2 separate regions of the Homo sapiens genome follow, and region 1 is linked to region 2. A link is an interaction called in ENCODE POLR2A ChIA-PET data of the cell type or tissue named here. Cell type or tissue: PC-3. All regions are shown on one strand. Each heading gives the region's core, and the rest is flanking DNA. Links, peaks and the distances in the headings are about the cores only.

Region 1 (4,385 bases), core at 238-4,237, 99 kb after region 2:
AAAAGTGTTTTGTTAGTGAGAAAGTGTTAGGGGTGACTGAAGCCTGGGAGAGTTAGTCTCCCCGTCACCTACTCCAGCACAAACCTATAGAATTCAAGATGGTCTAGTGGATGTTTGCAGCCTCAGTGGCTGGAATACACCCCAGGACATTCCAGGGCCCTGAGCCAAAAATGGTGTCAGAAAGCTGGATAGGAGTGTGGGCTGCTTTGGGCCATGAGCCTCATACCCACCCTGTATCAGGCAGTGTTTCTGCTAGGGGTGCCAAATGGCCCTGGGGCCTCTATGGGACTGAGGACTCCACAATTGACCCTCCATCTCCATGAAGCCCTTCCAGGCTGAACAGGCTAAGGGACATGACAGAGGTTCTCCTCCTCCTTCCTACCCCCATGCCTGAGGGCCCCTCCCCAGGAGGACAGCTTGATTAAACAGTCGGTGCTGCTGGAATTACTGCACAGCTGGCGCTCCCCCCAGCACCCCGAGCAGAGCAGCAGTGCAGATTAAAATCTCCAATTAGCGTTAAAGTGAAGTGAGGAGGTGCTGAGGCTGCCAAGGAGGCCAGACGGGGGCCCTGGGTTGGCAAAACCCCCACTCTTGCCTGGATTCTGAGTGTCACCCTTAGTCACCCCTACTTTCCCAGCTCCTCTCCCAACAGCTTTCAGTGCCCATTAGTTTTGTATCGCTTGGGGCCAGAGGGCTTTGCAGAGGGGTGGAAGGGGGCAAATGCCTTACCTAAAATGCTAGGGACACCGTAAGTATGGAGGAGGAGAGCGGTCAGTGCTCATCAAGGGAGATACCCTATTCACTGCCTGCCAGGCAGCCAGGCCAAGGTGACTTCACGCTACAGCTCTGCTTCTTCTTTTTGCTTGAAGAAAAGATAAACAGGACGGGTCCTTTCAGGTCCTTTACCTATGAAGTGCTAGGGGACATGGTGCCCACATGAACATCTCTCTCTGCATATTTTATCCTATCTGACCCATCTGCTCCCACCGAAGTTATGGCTCCTTCCTCCCTCTCTCCATTCTTCTCTCAGCTTTCCTGTGGGCAGGGGTAGGCACAGCCAGGCTTGGGAGCATCGCCATGCCCTGCCACCTGGGTCCCAGCCTGCTCCTCGTTATAGTCTTCCCAGTTTGGGGAAGAGCAGTGATATGCCAAGAATGGAGGCCTCAGACTCTCCCAATCCCTGATTTTTACATGTCCCCCTATAAGGCCCCTCTGCCATCTACACTTTTGCCCTTCATCCACAAAGCCCAAAAGGAAGGCATTATAGCTAGCCATGCCCTCTGACTGCCCTCTGCCCCTTTAAGGGAAATGGAAATGGGTACCCAGCTGACTGAACCTACTCAACACCTCCAGAAATTAGACACTAGGGCATGGTGCCACCCTCCCAGGCTGGCACATGCTACCCTGGCAGAGGATCAAATAACCCCCCCATCATACCCTGCCCCATGTCTTCCTCTACTCTCTCCCTCATGCTTTCTCTCTCTCTCTCTCTCTCTGTCTCTCTCTCTCTCTCTCTCTCAGCTCAAAGCACAGCTGAGCCTTAAAAGGGGGGTTGAGGGGGTGGAGAGACCAAGCTGGGGCAGGGGGGTATAGAGCTCCAATAGCACGTTTTCACCTGCCATTTAATTGGATGTATTTTTAATTAATGGGACCTCAGGGACCAACATGAGACAATCTGATATCTGAATAGGGACAGGGGAGGGATTGGGTAAGGGAGGAGGATTGGGCCACTGGGTGCGGTTACCGGGAACCCAGGCCCATCAATCACTGGCCACTTTGCGTTCTGGCATGGAGAATAGCGAGGTGGAGGAAGGGAGGCACTGGGGAGAGGTGCCAGGATTTCCCCCCAACTGCCAGGACCTCCAAACGGATTGGAACTATACTGGTTGACTCAGGTCTGGAGCCCAAAATCACAGCCAGAATATAAGGTGAGGCTGTTTTCTTGCTCCTGGGGTTTTGTCTGGTTGGGCTTGTCCCAGGGAGTGCTGTAAAATTGTGAAAGGAAGGTGGGGACAGAGCTTTGAGGTCCTTGTAGAGAGAAGACAAGAGCTATGGACCATAGAACCAGAGACTATGGAGAGACGGAGGAGAAGGGCAGGGTTCAGAGGTATTTCTGTATGTTTTGACATAAAATAAGTGCCATGGAGATTACATGCAAAATGGCATGCAAATGAGGCCTGGTGCCTTTTGGGGTATGAATCGTAGAACCTTGCTTTTGCAAGAAAGGGAACTTGGCCAGGTGCGGTGGCTCACGCCTATAATCCCAGCACTTTGGGAGGCCGAAGCAGGTGGATCACTTGAGGCCAGGAGTTCGAGACCAGCCTGGCCAACATGGTGAAACGCCATCTCTACCAAAAAATACAAAAAAATTATCTGGGCATGGTGATGTGTGCCTGTAATCCCACCTACTTGGGAGGCTAAGGTAGGAGAATTAGCCTGGGCAACAGAGCAAGACTCTGTCTCAAAAAAAAAAAAAAAAAAAGGGAACTTGGAGCTCATCTTGCCCCACCCCTTCATTTTACAGATGTGAAAAACAAGACCCAGAGAGGGGAAATCATTTGAATCCTGTCCTGGTATTGCTTTGTGTTCCTGGATTTGGAGAATTTCTGGGAACACAGGAAAAGGAAAGGTAGGTAGGTGTTGGGGGAGGAAAGTCAAGGGAAGAAGGTATGCAGGATATTATTCTCCATTGCTTGAAGTCTCAAGTTTCTATCCCCTGTCTTAGAAGCAACTTAGGGGAGTCATGGACAGGTTCAGCTTCTATGGAGCACTATTAGGGGGACATTTCCTCTATACAGCTTGTTCCAGAGATCATCTTATCCATTTTCTTGCTTCCAAGTACACAAATCCCCTACAGCCCCTGACCCCTATGGAATTTTACCATGTCTTATAAGATCTACAGGGAAGGAAATGCATTATTTACCCCACCTCCTTAACCAAGAAGCAAATCCCCCAATCAAGACTAAATGCTGAGCTTTTTTTTTTGAAATCTTACCACATATTTCCCTGCTGCAATATAATAAGCCACTGGAGAAACTTATGCCAACAAATGTGTTAAGGAGTAGTCTTATACGTCTTGTCCCATGGCAAAGCCTAGAACAGAGATAGAATTTAAATTCAAGGCCCTGAAGGCTGAATTAGAAATGCTCCTGAATTCATGTGGTGCCATGGCCTTAGAGCTCTTAGACCCCTCTGACTCTTGTAGTGTTGATGTACACTGGAGAAAGGGGCAAGTTTCCAGCTGTACCCATCCCCAACCCCTTGCTTCCTTCAGTGTTCACATGCTAGGGTTAGGAGGGAAGAAATGAAGGAGAAAGGGGGTTCTCCCACTAGGTTGCCAAGGTGGCATTTCTTGCCATCCTCCTCCTTCCTCAGAAAATTCAACATTTTTAGTTCCATGCTTCATGAGACTAAGTTAGGTTAGGGACAAGGATAGGCACAGAGCTTGGAAAGCAGTGCCAGTAAAAACTTTATCACACTCCCCAGGCCCCCAACACCCTTCCCCCACCCAAGAGTTGCCTTCTCTTCCCCATTTTATATCCCCAAATCCCCTGAGAAGAGCAAGATCTGCCTAAGTGCCCCCCAGCCTCACCCAGCCCTTCCTTCAGACTGTGAGTCATCTCCTTGGCTGTCTCATTGCCTGCCTTCTTAACTGCAGACAGGATGAGAAGAGCTCTCCTCAGATCCCTCCAAAACAGTTTGGAAAGAATTTATCTAGGACCCCGTGCCTACTTCTAAGGGCCCCAGGGGTGTCAGCAGGGGAGGAAGGCTGTGCCAAGGGGCTGGAAAGGAAGATTCTCTTGTTGGGAGAGCAGATAAAAACCTGAAAGTGGTGACAAGGCAGAGGGCGAAGTTTGGGAACTGAGACCTGTAGTCCCACCTGTGGGGCTGGCTGCCTAATGTGTGGCAGGACATTTAGAGCAAGTATGGTTTGTAGGATTTATTAAATGGCTGCTGTTTACAGAGCTGCTGTTTCTACTCTGGAACACACAGCAGTGGAAAGGAGCATGCATTGAAGGAGAGAGGGTGGCAGGCTTTCTGTAAGCCCTCTTTTTCACCCTTTGTCCATCCCTATTCCAACATATTGCAGTCATGTTAGAGCTAGGGCTAAAAGGCCCTAAAAGCATTCAGTCTATATTCTGGGTGTTTCTCCAAGGAACAGAGCCTCCTTTCTTGTAACTCCTGTCAGATCTGCCTCCCACTCCTAAGGCTTTTTTGTTTGTTTGTTTTTGAGATGGAGTCTCACTCTATCGCCCAGGCTGGAGAGTGCAGTGGCGTGATCTCAGCTCACTGCAACCTCTGCCTCCTGGGATCTAGTGATTCTCCTGCTTCAGCCTCCCAAGTACCTGGGATTATAGGTGCGCACCACCATGCCTGGCTAATTT
Region 2 (4,385 bases), core at 124-4,123:
GCTAATTTTTGTATCTGTTGTAGAGACAGGCTTTTGCCAGGTTGTCTAGGCTGGTCTCCAACTTGTGGGCTCAAGTGATTCGCCCGCTTCGGCCTCCCAAGGTGCTGGGATTACAGCCTTGAGCCACTACCTGGAGCTAATTTTTTATTTTATTTATTTTCAATTTTTTTTCTTTTTTTTTTTTTTTGAGACGGAGTTTTGCTCTTGTTGCCCAGACTGGAGTCCAGTGGCACTATCTTGGCTCACTGCAACCTCCACCTCCCGGGTTTGGGTGATTCTCCTGCCTCAGCCTACCAAGTAGCTGGGATTGCAGGCATGCCACTGTGCCTGGCTAATTTTGTATTTTTAGTAGAGAAAGGGTTTCACCATGTTAGCCAGTCTGGTCTTGAACTCCTAACCTCAGGTGATCCGCCCACCTCAGCCTCCCAAAGTGCTGGGATTACAGGAGTGAGCCACCACACCCGGCCTTTTTTTTTTTTTTTTTTTTTTGAGACGAAGTTTCGCTCTTGTAGCCCAGGTAGGAATGCAATGGCGCAGTCTTGGCTCACCACAACCTCCACCTCCTGGGTTGAAGCAATCCTCCCACCTCAGCCTCCCAGGTAGCTGGGATTACAGGCATTCACCACCACGCCCGGCTAATTTTGTATTTCTAGTAGAGACGGGTTTTCTCCATGTTGGTCAGGCTGGTCTCGATCTCCCAACCTCAGGTGATCCACCCGCCTCAACCTCCCAAAGTGCTGGGATTACACGCGTGAGCCACAGTGCCCGGCAATTTTTTTATTTTTTTTGTAGAGACAGGGCCTCAGTATGTTGCCCAGGCTGGTCGCGAACTCCTGGGCTCCAGGGATCCTCCAGCCGCAGCCTCCCAAAGCGCTGGGATTACAGGTGTGAGTCACTGCTCCCGGCCTCACCTTTCGACCTCTGCTCCAAAACACACTCTTTGTTTTTCTTGAGAAACCTGCTGATAAATATCTGTACTTCGATGCTCCAACACTTTTTGAGCGACTATTACGTGCCAGAAACTATACAAAAATAATCAGGCAAGGACTCTAATCTGCAAAGCTCAGAGGAAACTGGAGAAGATAAACAATAACACAGTTCACTGTATCAACAGAACTATGCCCAAAATGCTAAGGCAGCATCTTAGCCGGAGTGTGGAACTTTAGAAAATCTTAGTAAAGTTCCACAGAAAAGTTGTTTTTCTGCAGTTCGTAGTTCGGTCAATAAAAGAACGAAATTCAGCGCACTTTAAAAATACACAATGGCACAGGATCTGAACACTTGACATTGTAGAGAACTGCTGGCTGCTAATAAATATAAGGACCTAATCATTTCATTGATGCCAAAATAGTCTCCAGTACGTTTACACACAGCCCTAAATTTATTCAGGCGTCTCTTCTGGAACGAGATGTAAGCTGATTTTGTATTCATTTGCCCCGTCTCCCACCACTTTAGGCCAAAAGTGCCCTAGTCGAGCATGAAATCTTCACAGAAGTTGAGAGTCCCCATCGCCCTAAAGTCGAAGCTCTATAATCACCAAGGAGGGTATAGTGACAATCTAAAACTAATACACATTCCCTCTCCTGGACTCTATGCCCCTAAAGTGGCCCCCATGGGACATCTGCAAGAACCTCCTCTCACAAACTGGCTCCCCCAGTTGTGTCCCGCCCCCTCCTTTCCCCTACAGTCACTTACCCTCGGTTTCCCCCTGAGCTTTCATCCTGAAGGCGAGGAGAAGCTAGATCCGCCACAAAAGGATAAGCCCTTCCCCACCACTAACGGAGGAAACAAGTTGGCTCGGGATCCCGGGACGCAGGGCACCAGCAGTCCCTACTCTTCCCGGGAAGGATCAATCTGAAGTCCCCGGCGGCAAGAAGAGAAGGGTGCTCGAGGCCGCCGCCATCTTCCCCAACGGAACTTCCCAAAATTCGCGAGATAAACCGTGGTCCTGCCAGAGAGAGGAAGAGGACAGGGCATCGAAATCTCGCGAATATTGGTCAATGCGTCGGCCTCGCGAGATTTCTTTCAGCGCAGTCTTCCCTTTGATCTGAGCTGTCTCAGGCCTCGCGCCGCTGGATATTAAACCTGCCGGCCGGTAGCTTTCGGCTCCCCTGCGGAAACCGCCATTTTTTTTTTATTTTAGCAGTTAAACAGCTCGCAAATTAAAATCTCCAGATCCCTGTACTGAAAGACTAGCTTTTCTTTTTTTTTTAATTTTTTTTTTTTTTTTTTTGAGATGGAGTCTTGCTCTTGTCGCCCAGGCTGGAGTGCAATGGCACGATGTCGGCTCACTGCAACCTCCGCCTCCCGGGTTCAAGCGATTCTCCTGCCTCAGCCTCCCGAGTAGCTGGGATTACAGGCACCCGCCACCACGCCCAGCTATTTTTAGTAGAGACGGGGTTTCGCCGTGTTGGCCAGGCTGGTCTCGAACTCCTGACCTCGCTGTCCGCCCGCCTCGGCCTCCCAAAGTGCTGGGATTACAGGCATGAGCCACCACACCCGGCCATGACTAGATTTTCAAAGGCTATTGGTATCAGGAGTGTCTTATGAAAGATAAGTTTAACCTGAGATACTAGATGCAATAATTACATCCTAAGAAAGATAGTGGCGCATTGTAACATGACGTTCAAAGCGAGCCTATAGCACAGTTAATTCCCCTTTTCTCATTTTTTTAGTTTCAAAACTATTTCTGGCTAGGCGCAGTGGCTCATGCCTGTAATCCCAGCACTTTGGGAGGCCAAGGTAGGTGGATCATCAGGTCAGGAGTTTGAGACCAGCCTGGCTAACATGGTAAAACTCCGTCTCTACGAAAAATACAAAAATTAGCCAGGTGTGGTGGTGCGCTCCTGTAATCCCAGCTACTCGGGAGGCTGAAGCAGGAGAATCTCTGGAACCCGTGAAGCGAAAGTTGCAGTGAGCAGAGATCGCGTCACTGCACTCCAACCTGGGTGACAGAGTGAGACTGTCTCAAAAAGAAAAAACTGTATCCTTTACTATCCTCAAACTAAGTGTTCTTCACTTAGTAAGCATCTGTGGAGTCCTAATATGTGTATATTTGGAGCTGCTAATACAAACATGAAAACACGGCTGGTCGCGGAGCTACTCAGGAGGCTGAAGCAGGAGAAGCGCTTGAACCTGGGAGGCAGAGGTTGCAGTGAGCCGAGATCATGCTACTGCACTCCAGCCTGGGTGGCAGAGCAAGACTCTGTCTCAGACAAATAAACAAACATGAAAACACAACCCTAGCGCTTGATAGGCTAATCTTATTTAGAGTTCCGAAAATATGATTGGTCACTATAATCATAGGGGCTCAAAATTTTTTCATTAATTATTATGCCCTAAGTACCAATGCCAGATACCCAACTACACTTTATCATGGAAACTCTATACAAATAAAAAAAAAAGTCTGTACTAAGTGTTGCTAGGAAATTTTTAACTTTATAAAGCTTATAAATAAACTTTACTAACTTCTGGTTACAGAATGGAATGAGAAGTTATCATTTGTCATCTGAAAATGCAGATGAGAGACACCATTGGAAAAGTTCTACTCTAGAAGATAAGAGAGCAATGTCCTTTGGGAGGCTGAGGCAGGTACTTGAGATCAGGAGGTCGAGACCAGCCTGGCCAAAATGGTGAAACCCCATTTCTACTAAAAATACAAAAAATTAGCCGGGTGTGGTGACACATGCCTGTAATCCCAGCTACTGGGGAGGCTGAGGCAGGAGAATCGCTTCAATCCGGGAAGTGGAGGTTGCAGTGAGCCAAGATCGTGTCATCGCACTCCAGTCTGGGCAATAAGAGCAAGACGGAGTCTGAAAAAAAAAAAGAAAGCCATGTCATTAAACAAGAAAAGTATTCAAGGTACATATAGGAACAGTATACATAGGAAAATGGGTACAATGGGCAAATTGTAAGTGACTAAGCTTTGAAGGAGGCGCCAAAGGACTCTTTTTTTTTTTTTTTTTTTTTTTTTTTTTTTGAGACAGTGTCTCGCTCTGTCGCCAAGGCTGGAGTGCAGTGGCACAATCTCGGCTCACTGCAACCCCCGCCTCCTGGGTTCAAGCAATTCTTCTGCCTCAGCCTCCCAAGTAGCTGGGACTACAGGTGTATGCCACACCACCCAGCTAATTTTTTTGTATTTTAGTAGAGACAGAGTTTCACTATGTTGCCCAGGCTGGTCTCGAACTTGAGCTCAGGCAATCCACCCACGTTGGCCTCCCAAAGTGTTACGATTACAGGCATGAGCCACTGTGCCCGGCCCAGAGGACTCTAAACCTAAAATCTAAACTAACAAATTGGTTTGTTGGGGAAAAAGAGCTATTGAAACTTTAGTTAAATATTTCTTCTTGTGTACAGCCTAAATGGAAACTTTCTGACTTGTTTTA

The links. ChIA-PET counts read pairs that join two places held together with the same protein. Peaks named below come from ENCODE experiments on the same cell type or tissue, not always from the same donor. Only the 100,000 strongest peaks of a DNase experiment are listed, where the experiment ranks them.
Region 1: POLR2A ChIA-PET joins it to region 2 with 14 read pairs; 4 of 35 experiments call an interaction of 5 or more read pairs at or near these places.

The regions. Positions count from the first base shown.
Region 1 is chr17:39,548,514-39,552,898 of GRCh38, forward strand. It overlaps a transcript of CDK12 not described here. Among named protein-coding and RNA genes, the nearest start is that of NEUROD2, 57 kb to the right of the region's middle. In PC-3, for the core only: no CTCF peak of the experiment used is centred there; no DNase peak of the experiment used is centred there.
Region 2 is chr17:39,449,343-39,453,727 of GRCh38, forward strand. It overlaps MED1 (mediator complex subunit 1), which reads right to left and starts at 1,921. Exons shown (of 17, transcript NM_004774.4): 1 at 1,696-1,921. The coding sequence starts at 1,720. In PC-3, for the core only: no CTCF peak of the experiment used is centred there; a DNase peak (open chromatin) is centred at 1,989; H3K4me3 peaks cover 2,085 bases; H3K27ac peaks cover 1,120 bases.